Regions from separate parts of the Homo sapiens genome. Here region 1 is linked to region 2. The links are chromatin loops, found by intact Hi-C in ENCODE. Cell type or tissue: MCF 10A. All regions are shown on one strand. Each heading gives the region's core, and the rest is flanking DNA. Links, peaks and the distances in the headings are about the cores only.

Region 1 (6,094 bases), core at 542-5,541, 61 kb before region 2:
TGTTCACCTCCCTGTGTCTATGTGCTCACATTGTTCATCTCCCACTTATCAGTGAGGACATGCTGTGTTTGGTTTTCTGTTTCTGCATTAGTTTGCTAAGGATAATGGCTTCAGCTCTGCCCATGTCCTTGCAAAACACAGGATCTCATTCCTTTTTATGGCTGCATTGTATTCCATGGAGTAAATGTACCATATTTTCTTTATCCAGTCTATCACTGATGAGCATTTGGGTTGATTTTATGTGTTTGCTATTGTGAATAGTGCTGCAATGAACATATGTGTGCATGTGTCTTTATAATGGAAAGATTTATATTCCTTTGGGTTTATACCCAGTAAGGGGAAATGTGAGAAAATCTTTGCTATCTATTCATCTGACAAAGTCTAATATTCAGAATCTACAGGAATTCAAACAAATTTACAAGAAAACCGATTAAAAAGTGGACAAAAAAACATGAACAGACACTGCTCAAAAGAAGACATTTCTGTGGCCCATAAACATATGAAAAAAAGCTCAACATCACTGATAATTAGAGAAATGCAAATCAAAACTATAATGACATATCATCTCACGCCAGTCAGAATGGCAATTATTAAAAAGTTAAGAAACAACAGATGTTGGTAAGGCTGTGGAGAAACAGGAACACTTTTATACTGTTGGTGGGAATGTAGATTAGCTGAACTAGTATATCTAACCTTGCTATCTTTAGTACCTTAAAGATAGTATTTATTTTAATTTATTATTTTAAAAATTGAAGAGAAATGCCCTCCTATGCTGAGTAGAGATTGGTTATCAGACTCTTTTTTCTTGGATGTATTTTATCAAGTCACTGTTTCTTTAAAAATAAAAACTCAACAACAATGATCAATGGTATTTTTCTTTACACTAGTTATTTTTACCTAAAATGGGTGTTGGACATCTTCATCATTGTGCCTTTGCATCATTATTTCAATCAGCTTGTAAATCAGCTGACAGCAGAGTAGCCTTTGAGTCACACTCAGCAGCTGGACTGGGAAAATGGCTTGAGTCCAATTGCATCCAGCTGTGGTCTATACCTAGGTTGTTGGTTTGCCCTGATTTGCCTTGGACAGTTCTAGTTTACACCTGTGGTTTTGCTGTAATTATAAACAATTACATTCATTCTCAAAAGTGTCTCTATTTGGATAATAAATTATATTGTCACCCCAGTTATACCTCACTAATAATACCAGGTGCTAAAGAGATTGTTTTTTTACTTTGTGTAAGATAAGAAATAAGTTTCTAAATGGAAACACCATGGCAAAATTTTCTGCAATAAATCAAGACTTGGTAATTCTTAATGTTCTGAGATTTTAATAAATTACTCTATATAGAAGCGATTTACTATAAACTGAGTAGGATAGGGTATTTTCATTACCAACCATCTTGATGTAAAACACTTATTTTTTTTACATCTTTGTGACCTTTTCTTAGTCTGACTGTGTACAGTCATATCCCAGAACATTGAATGTGTGCCATCTGCTTCCTCTGAAATTTAATGGCTAGGCTGAGGTTCACTGAGAGAAATTAAGAGGCTGTGACTTTTCTTTTGTCCAAGTCTTTGAAAGGAGCAATCCACATCCAACCTCATGTTCTTAAATCCTTTCATCTATGCACTGGATCTTGGAAGGAAACTCGGATGTTAATATGACCATTTGGTGGTTTCAGCATCAGTCTTGCTGCCCTAATCCTCTTTTCTGGAGTTAGCCTGGGAACCCACAAATCTCTAAAGTGCAGCCTTTCTCCATGCTTGCCTGGATCTTACAACCAAATTTCTGAGGCTTCTCAACTATTTCTACTAAATCTCAGCCTCTTTAGTGAATCTTCAAATACCTCTCACTTTCTCTTTCTTTCCCGTGTCTCTGATAATCGTCTTTATTCCTGTCCTTATATCCCAGGCTCTGGCAGAGTTTATTGCTTAATTCTGTGTAGTTATCTCAGTAACAATGGGCTGCCAGTTATACACATACACACACACACACACACACACACACACACACTCTCTCTCTCTCTCTCTCAAAGAGCAATAATTGCTTTAGGTTTAAATATATTTACTTAATTGTGGTCTAAAGTCAGTTTTTATTTTTCTCTTAACCTGATTTATCTCAAAGTAATTCACAGATAGATCTTAGTCTCTAAGGTAAGAATTAAATGACACAATATGTATAAAGCAACTAGCACAGTGTGTGGTACAATGTAAATATTCACCAGGACAAAAATATTATTGATAGTAGTAACAGTTTTTTCGTTTATGATAAGTGAATTTTCTAGGTCCAAATTTCAGGGCAACCCTTACTACAGCACTGGAATGAGAGAAGCATTCCATGGGATGGCTTCTTTAAAAAAATCATGTTTCCTATATAAAAGCACTAAGTCCAAAACCCCTCCAATAGCAAAACACTCCAGGTCATTGCTGTCCTATAGAAATTTCTGCAGTAATGAAACTGTTCTATATCTGGGCTCTCCAATATGGTAGCCAATGGCCACATGTGGCTATTGAACATGTTGTATGTGGCCTCTGTGGCTGAGGACCTGAATTTCTAATCTCAACCACCTTAAATTTAAATTTAATTGCATGTGATTAGCAGTTATAATATTAAAGAGCCCAGCTCTACAAAGATCATCTTGACTAATAGATGTTTATTAACAATATTGTCCCTTATTCTCTGCATACTTATTAGGTTGCATATTGCACTTTTATTATAACCATCTATTTGATTTTCCCCTTCAACGCTTCAGCACTCATTCATTTTAACCAGCTGCCTCCTGCATCAAATTCTTGGAGTAATTAGCATCTCAAAATGAAAGTTACCTTTGACCCTTCGTAACAGTTGTAAGATTATTCCCCTCTGGAGAAACTGATGACCTGTTTGCACAGCTCTTCGTTTAGTGGTTTCAATGTGAACTGTGAATGCTTGATACCTTGGCACACCAAAGGGATGCAAATACTGTGTCCAAGGGCGTCCTGCCAGGGTTGTGTGCGGGTCACCCTGACCCAGCCAGAAAGCTACAGATACCATGGCACATAACCTGGGTCCTTATTGAAGGAGTAGTTTTAAGAAATTAGCCAATCTTTTTATAATAGAGAGTTCTCACAAGGCTCAATGATAAATATTTATGCTTCTTGGGCCATCCGAATGGCAAACGACTTCCTTAACTTTGATAAATGCATTCCTCTGCTGTAATGATGAGAGTCACATGCTCTGTTGGAAAAGATCTAGCCAGCGAACAATGGATGCTAATACCAACATCCTGGAAATATTGATCCTCTTGAAGGCCCTGCCAAGGATAATAAATACCTTTTAAGTTTTGTATATTGATAGATTCTAATAAATATTTTTTTCCAAGAATCAGGAACAACATACATGTTTAAAGAACAAGATGGTCTAGTGTAGTCTTTTGTTAGAAAGTAGTATATTTGTGTTATAGATTCAAAATGATTTTTTAAAAATTTACTTGTTTCAGTAGTTATTTGTGTTTTATCTATAAGTCTCTTACATGATATATCACTGTCACAGGAAATATTTGTAATAATTACACAGGGAAAATCCACTAAATTTTCAGGTTTATTTAACTAAAAAAAAGCTGGTTGAGGACTTTAAAGAAAAGAATAAAGAAAACAAAATGCAAAATAAAAAAAAATCAGTTAAAATAAAAATAAAATACAGTACTCTTATGCCTAACCAAACATTTATAAATTGGAAAAACATTGAATTTTGTATATTCCAAGTTATTGGGCAACCAAGGTGGGAAAATGGCTTGAGACAAATATGTACTTCAGCAATTAGTAAATATTTCAGCTTCCTGGTATTTATTCCTACCTGGATGGTAAAGGAATCTGAAAGTTTGTTGTAGGTTATTAGACATACAGCAATTGTATACCAGTCACTGACATATATCCAATTATATACCCAATTAGATTGAGTACTCTAAAACTCTGAGATCACTATAGTAGATTAGATTATTACTTAGGAAATATTTACTCTCTCCTTACTTTCATTGGAAGAGCACACTGCTCACTCCATTGTTTTGGGGCTTGACTGGTGATAGCCAATGAAAAGCGATATTGTGCCAGTTCTGAGTCTAAGCTTTCTGAAGTGTCACATGTTTCCACTTATGACTCTCAACAGAAGTAAAACATGTGTCAGTTGACCACACTAAGACATATGGGAGAGACCTGCAGCCAACTTACAGACTGAAATACAACCACCCAGCTGAGCCCATACCAGCTGAGCCATATTCTACTTGCTGTTCTGTGAACATGAGAATATGTTCACTGTTTCATGTCACTGAGATTTTTCTGGTTGTTGTTTATGGTGGCAATAAGTTCCTGATACATTGGGGGTGAGTCACTTAAAATAGTATGCCTTTCTGTATCATATGCACTGCTCCAGATCTGTGCTCTTCACTTTCATCTGCTCCCCTTCACAAGTTCTACAGAGCTGCTCCTTCCAACTCCACGAATAGCCCTGCTCTGGCAGTTTCACTACCACATTGAAGGTTGTTAAAAATACAAATTCTCAGGGCTCCCCCAGACCCTGTAGGGGTGGGACTCAGGTGTCTATGTTTTTCACAAGTTCTGCAGGTAATTCAATACACACATTAGGTTGGCCACAGTTTGCCAGGACTGTTTTGATCTTAGCAGAGTCAATCCTAAGAAACTCCTTGGATGGTTGATCACTCTGTGAAAACCCATGCAGTAGCTTACTGTATTAGTCCATTTTCATGCTGTTGATAAAGACTTACCTGAGACTGGGCAATTTACAAAAGAAAGAGGTTTATTGGACTTACAGTTCCATGTGGCCAGAAAGACCTCACAAACTTTGCAGAAGGTGAAAGTCATGTCTCACATGGCAGCAGACAAGAGAAGAGCTGTGCAGGGAAACTCTCCTTTTTAAAACCATCAGATCTTGTGAGATTTATTCACTATCACAAGAACAGCATGAGAAAGACCCTGCCACCCCATGATTCAATTACCTCCCACTGGGTCCCTCCTACAACACATGTAAATTTAAGATGATATTTGGGTGGGGACACAGCCAAACCGTATCATTCTGCCCCAGGACTGTCCCAAATCTCATGTCCTCACATTTCAAATCCAATCATGTCTTTCCAACAGTCCCCCAAAATCTTAACTAATTTCAGGATTAACTCAAAAGTCCAGAGTCCAAAGTCTCATTTGAGACAAGGCAAGTTCTTTCTGCCTATGAGCCTATAAAATCAAAAGGAAGTGGTTACTTCCTAGATACAATGGGGGTACAGGCATTGGGCAAACACAGCCATTCCAAAGGGAGAAATTGGCCAAAACAAAGGGGCTACAGGCCTCATGCAAGTCTGAAATCCAGTGGGGCAGTCAAGTGTTAAAGCTCCAAAATGGTCTCCATTGACTCCATGTCTCGCATCCAGGTCATGCTGATGTAAGAGGTGGGTTCCCATGGTCTTGAGCTGTGCCCCTGTGGCTTTGCAGGGTACAGTCTCCCTCCTGGCTGCTTTCACTGGCTGGCATTGACTGTCTGTGGCTTTTCCAGGTGCACAGTGCAAGCTCTCACTGGATCTACCATTCTGAGGTCTAGAGGACAGTGGCCCTCCTCTCACAGCTCCACTAGGCAGTGCCCCAGTAGGGACTCTGCGTGAGGGTTCCAAACCCACGTTTTTCTTCTGCACTTCCCTAGCAGAGGTTCTCCATGGAGGCCCCGCCCCTGCAGCAAACTTCTGTGTGGGCATCCAGGCATTTCCATACATCTTCTGAAATCTAGGTGGAGGTTCCCAAATCTCAATTCTTGACTTCTGTGCACCTGCAGGCTCAATGCCACATGGAAGTTGCCAATGCTTGGGGCTTCCACCCTCTGAAGCAACAGGCCAAGCTGTACCTTGGCCTCTTTTAGTCATGGCTGGAGCGGCTGCGACATAGGGCACCAAGTCCCTAGACTGCACCCAGCAAAGGGACCTTGGGCCCAGCCCATGAAACCATTTTTTCCTCCAGGCCTGCGATGGGAGGGGTTGCTGCAAATGTCTCTGACATGCCCTGGAGACATTTTCCCCATTGTCTTGGTGATTAACATTCGGCTCCTTGTTACT
Region 2 (6,094 bases), core at 698-5,697:
TAAAAAGAAAATATACATTTATGCATATCCACATTGACTCATTCTGGAAGAATGAACAAGAAGCACCTAACAGGCAGTTAACTCTGGGAATGGGAGCCCAGTGATGGGAGGTGGGAGACCAAGATTTTACTGTGTATATTTTTGTACTGTTTGAATTTTTTTTATTACCATGTACATGTGTCACATTTTCAAAAGAATTTTAAAAAGTAAACTAATAAAATTTATTCCTAAGCTCTAAATTGAATATTAGAATTTTTAGATATTTTTAAGAATGTTCTCTCACTAGATCAACCCTGTTTTGTAGCAAACGATTAATAGTCTTATTTTACCCAGGGAGAAACCGAGTCTCAGAGAAGTTAATTAAACAGAATAAGGTCACACAGCCTATAGATTATAAATCCAAGACTAAAAGCTATCTATTTGCAGTCAGCATACTTTCCTCTCCACTGTACTCTCTTTGGAAATGTTTGGGGCATCAAAAACAGAATATGTGCTGCCTGAGTTATACGCCATTTTCTGAGTTATAATTGCAAGAAAAGTCGGAAGTGAAGCCAGCTGTTCTATCTATATGATTTTTACTCCTCCACTACCACTATTATGGCCTGAACTGTGTCCCCAAATTCATGTGTTAAACTCTCAAGCTGCAGTACTTAAGAAAGTGACAGTATTTGAAGATAAGATTCTAAAAGAGGTGATTACGTTAAAATGAGGCCTTTAGAGTAAGGCCAACCTGACTGGCATCTTTAGAAGGAAAGGAAAAGATGCCAGGAGAGCTGTGCACAGAGGGGTAGATAAGCATGTTGAGGAGGCAGCAAGAGTCCAGCCAGCCAAGGAGAAAGGTGTGGAAGCAGACCCGTCCCCTGGGGTCCCCACAGGAAATCACCCTTGCTGGAACCTTGATCTTGGCGTTCCAGCTTCCAGAACGGTGAGAACATGCATTTCTGTTACTTAAGTCACTCAGTCTGTTGTATTTTGCTATGGCAGCCCAAGCAAACTTATATAACCCCCTACACAGTCTCTTGGAACCATCCACCTGGAAGAAGTAACCAAAAGGCAGCCTGAGGAAACATCCATGCAGAGGGAAGACAGTCATTAAAATTTTGACTCCTGGAAAGTCCATCTTCCTGTCCCTGAGAACATGTCTTGGTATTTCTTGAAAATGTGAATGCTTATGGTGCTTATGACCTTTGTAGTTAGTATCCACCTTAGAAATAAAACGTAATGTTAATTATTGCCCCCTTCTAAAACATATATTTAAAGAAAAACACTGAATATATACCCAAGACTAGGATTTTCATTCTTTACTGTACTGAGGAAATGCAGTAAACATCCCATTATCCATTGATATTTGTTGATTTCAGTTGTCATCCCAATAAGATTGGCAATAACTTTCCTAACACCAATGTGGCAGAACAGACTGAGATATGAGTAATAAAACAAGTGACAGTTTAGAAATAATAAATAAAATACTACATGTGTAATGTGTATTAATGTTATGTATTACATATTTAATAGCTATATCTTGAATATAGAGATATTAACTTTCAACAATTTGCTTATTAACATGAACACACGTGGTACATGTAATATTTTTATATATTTTCTGTATGCTTTGCATTTACATATTTTACTTTTTAAAATGACTTTGCATATAATAATCAAATATAATTAATACATTATTATATGTTTAATTATATATTTTATGATATATTGATATCTGATGAAATATTAAATATCAACAGAGTATATGTATTATATTAGTACAGTCATGTATTGCTTAATAAAAGGAATTCCTTACGGGAAATGTGTCATTAGGTGATTTTGTCATCATTGTGCAAACATCATACGGAATGCTCACACAAACCTAGGTGGCATAGCCTACTACACTAGTCTACATGTTATAACTTATTGCTCCTAAGCTACAAACCTGTACAGCATGCTACTATACTGAATACCATATATAATTGTGACACAATAGTAAGTATCAGTGTATCCAAACATGTCTAGACATAGGTAATGAAAATAGAGTACTATAATCTTATGTGACCACCATCTTATAGGCGTTCCATCATTGACCCAAACGTTGTTATGCAGCGTGTGACTATATTATATGAACAGAAAATATTTTGCTTAAATATTTAAATAATCATAATATTGTATTGCCTTACATGTAGATATTTCACTTTTTAAAATTATGTGAAAATTATTAATGTAATTTTGCCATAAATATTATAATTATAATATTGTAGAGAAATATTTTACTAAATATAAAGGGAAATAAAAATTATCCTTTCTTTTTACTTCTTTAAGTGATGCCACACATATTATATTCCAGGGGGCTCCTAATTGTAACAACTATTTTTAAATAGCTTCTGTGTGCAAGTGACCTTAGGGGCTCTTCACGTAAGCATAAGGTTAGGTCCAGTAGTTCCCCCTTATCCCCAGTGGATCCCTAAAACTAAGGATAGTACTGAACCCTATATATGGTATGCTTGTTCCTATATATACTTAACCATTAACAAATTTATAAATTAGGCACAAAGGATTAACAATCATAACTGGTAATAAAATAGAAAATTGCAACAATATAATGTAATAAACGTTTCGTGAATGTGGTCTTTCTCTTTCAAAATATCTTCTTGTACTGTACTTCCCCTTCATCTTGTTGTAATGGTATGAGATGATAAAATGCCTACGTGATGCGATGAAGTGAGGTGAATGACATAGGCATTGTGACATAGCGTTAGGCTACAGTTGACTTTCTGAAGATTCTCCAGTCGGAGGACCATTTGCTTCGGGTGATCCTGGATCGTCAAGCCATGTTGATGTTGATTGGATGTCAGGAGCAGACGATGTCCAGCACTAACAGGTGGGGAACATATACCCCACAGATATGCTGGACAAAGGAATGAGTCACATTAGGGGTGAGATGGAAGCAGGAATCATGCTACTCAGAACAGTGTTCCATCTAAAACTTATAAATTGTTATTTGTGAACTTTTTCATAAAGGTCATAATATTTTCAGACCACAGTTGAGTGTGGGTAACTGCAAGTGTAAGAAACAAAATCAAGGATAAGGGGGAGCTAATGTCCTTCCCCAAGCCTTCATATACTAACAGTGGACAATGTTAGCATTTCATCTGCAGCAGATTTACTCCAGGAAAATTGATGTAAAACATGATGTCCATCCAATATAGTGAGGCCTTTGGGGAAATGCCTGCTCCATTGTACTAGCTTAGGCAGGCTACATGCACTCAACTTCTCTCTGGAACCCCTTGAATGTAACTTAATTAATTTCATCCAAGTTGGAGATAAATGCTGAGGCTGCTGCTGGGACTTCGGTGGAGAAGTGAGGGGCAGATTCTGCTCAATCGTCCTGATAGGAAGAAATGGTGAAAATCCCTGGGAACTGGATCATCCTGATGAGAGAGAGGCCCAAGAATAATAAGAATGGGAGATTTCTGTTTAAATCAATCACAGCAATAATTCTCAAATGTAATCCCCAGACCAGCAGCCTCAGCCTCACCTAGGGACTTGCAGAAATACAGATTCCTAGGTACCACATCAGACACATTGTGTTAGAAACTACATCAGGTCCTGCAATGTGTGGTTAAACAAGCCGTCCAGGTGATCCTGATTCACTCTAAAGTTTGGGAATCTAAGAATCACTACATTAGAGAATGAAAGGAGACACAGGTGTGAGCCTTTGAATTGTTGTGGTGAGTAGGAATATGTTTTGTTTCCGTGTATTACCCATTCAGTCAGAGCAAGGACTAACAGCCAGATGTATTGATGTCACCCAATTGACCCGTGCCCTATGACATTCCTGTGTTCCATAAAAACTGTTTCCAAGCATAGGTCCCTTTCTTCCTTCCCATCTTTCACTTTACAAACCACTGCCTTGTAAAGTACTATCAACAACAAGGGGAATATGCAATATTGTCAGGAATTAAGCCCAAGGAGAAGTCAAAAGCCATCTTTTTCCCGTAAAGTCATTGTGCACTTGCCTCATTTCCTGCTGACTGACTTTCTCTTGGGAATAGGAACCAGGAAATCTTTGAGGCAGGTGCAGTTATAACAGATGTTACAAAGCCGGAGACAGCTCACTGCTTCCCCTATTTGTTATTAACAGTATAATTCTTCCACACAGAAATCATCTTGAGTCTTCACAGAGAAATGCCTCTTTCCTAATAAGATTGTGCATTTTCCTCCACGAAGCTGTACTTTCTTCTGTTTCCTCCACGAAGCTGTACTTTCTTCTGATATCTCAGAAAACCTCTTCTGTTGCCCATGGACTGTCAGGCGACATTAAAGTTTGTTTTGCTTCCATCTCATATAAACTGACCTTGCCTAGGTACTCTCTCAGCCTCACTGACATAAAACTTCAATTACCTAGAAACAGAGTGTTTCTTGTAAGAACCTTCTACTCACCAGATGTTCTTCCTTTCAATTGACTATAGCATAAAGAGACAAAAGAAGAGGTAAAATTTTCTGGAATTTATATTTTTAGAAGGCACAATAAGAGTTGATACACAGAAGCAAAGAAGGCAGAATGAAATCATTATTAAGCATGGGCTTTGGAGCCAGCTTGGCTCAGCTACCTAATGGCTGTGTAAACTTGGGCAAGTTATTTAACCTCTCTTTTTCCAAAAGATGGGGGTAATAGCTCCTGGCTCACTGGACTGTTGGGAGGATTAAATTGTTAATTTACAAAAGTTATTATTAAACTGAGAAGTATTAAGCACTCTATAAGTGGCTGTTGTTATTATTGGTATTATTGACCTAATATGCCACAGGATATTATATTGAAAGAATGACCCAATTATATTTACCATTTCTTATTTATCAGTGCAGGGAAATAAGCTGCTGTAGAAAATGGGAAGCTAACCTTCAATATCTCTTTTTCAGAAAAGACATCGCCTTCCCATGCTGCCTAATTAACTCTCTTGTTAGTTAAATTTTCATTCACATTTGCCTTAACTCCTCACCTGAATTATCTGATCTTTGAGAGCAGGTGCTCCGCTTTAGTCTTCTTTGTACAAGCCAGAATAGTAAGCAAAGCAACTTTCATATTGTAATAGATTTAATTTTCAGAAAGACATTTTCCAGTGAACCAGAAAGAATAATTACCCCTAAATCCTCACTCATCCTGGCACATTGAGGTTTTACCTTGTATTCTGTTTCTCAGGGCACACCCATGGTGCTGTGAAAGGCACTTGCTTCCACAAGGCTTACTTCTGTGTTATGATCTTCAAAGTGACATCCAGGTCAAACACTCAGGTGATAGAAGACTCAGGGACCACATCTAGATGAAGGAGGCTCTCTGGGAAATTCAAAACATGACTATAATGTGGTACTTGCTCCTCCTCACTCCCAAATATTATTCTGAACTGCCAGACTTTAACATCAATAAGAGATTTTTGGAACATTAGCTAGTCCAGTGAGAAGTAGTATGGATGTTTAAAAAAGGAGAGCTCAAAGTGGGTGGTCAGAAAAGTCTTCCTGAAATGGCTGCACACTGAGCTGGATCTTCTACACCAAGGAGCCTGCAGTTCCCCCACCTGTCCCGATGAGTGTGACTCACATCACGTAGCACAGCCCTTCCATATTACAATGCTTACAATGGATACTCCAACAGAAAAAAAGAATCTAGAAAAAGTTTTATATGATAATGACCAACAAAAACATGTCATGTAGTACTAAATGCTGTAACTAGTTCTTCATTAAATAAATCCAGTAATTACAAAGAACTTTAAAGTAATCTTCCTTTTCCCAAACCATGCAGCCTCAAAAGTGCATAAAAGGATTTCTCCTTTCTGAAGCTTTATATTAAGGCTGCTACATTTTAAAATGTAGAGGACTTTTTTTTATTTTCTTCTTCTTTTTTTTTTTTTTAATGAGAAAGCTTCTTTAAACCAGGTGTTCTGCTACTCTGGCATTTTGTATATAAAATTCTATGATAATCAACATGTCATGTGAGACTTAAAGTCCTGCAGGAAACTCTTGTGATTCTAAACCATTAAGTGCCTGGAGAGTTGGGGCTCTATCTAATTTGTAATTTATCCCCAGCTTTTCAACATACCAAGCACTTAAT

Evidence for each region. A loop is a pair of places that touch in the nucleus more often than their neighbours do. Peaks named below come from ENCODE experiments on the same cell type or tissue, not always from the same donor. Only the 100,000 strongest peaks of a DNase experiment are listed, where the experiment ranks them.
Region 1: it touches region 2 in a loop (5-fold over the local background); 3 of 110 quality-filtered maps call a loop at or near these places.

Annotation. Positions count from the first base shown.
Region 1 is chr20:7,364,481-7,370,574 of GRCh38, reverse strand. It overlaps LINC01706 (long intergenic non-protein coding RNA 1706), which reads right to left. Exons shown (of 3, transcript NR_110610.1): 3 at 2,074-3,295. Among named protein-coding and RNA genes, the nearest start is that of MIR8062, 4.1 kb to the left of the region's middle. In MCF 10A, for the core only: no CTCF peak of the experiment used is centred there; no DNase peak of the experiment used is centred there.
Region 2 is chr20:7,304,134-7,310,227 of GRCh38, reverse strand. It overlaps LINC01751 (long intergenic non-protein coding RNA 1751), which reads left to right and starts at 2,796. Exons shown (of 2, transcript NR_135005.1): 1 at 2,796-2,869. In MCF 10A, for the core only: no CTCF peak of the experiment used is centred there; no DNase peak of the experiment used is centred there.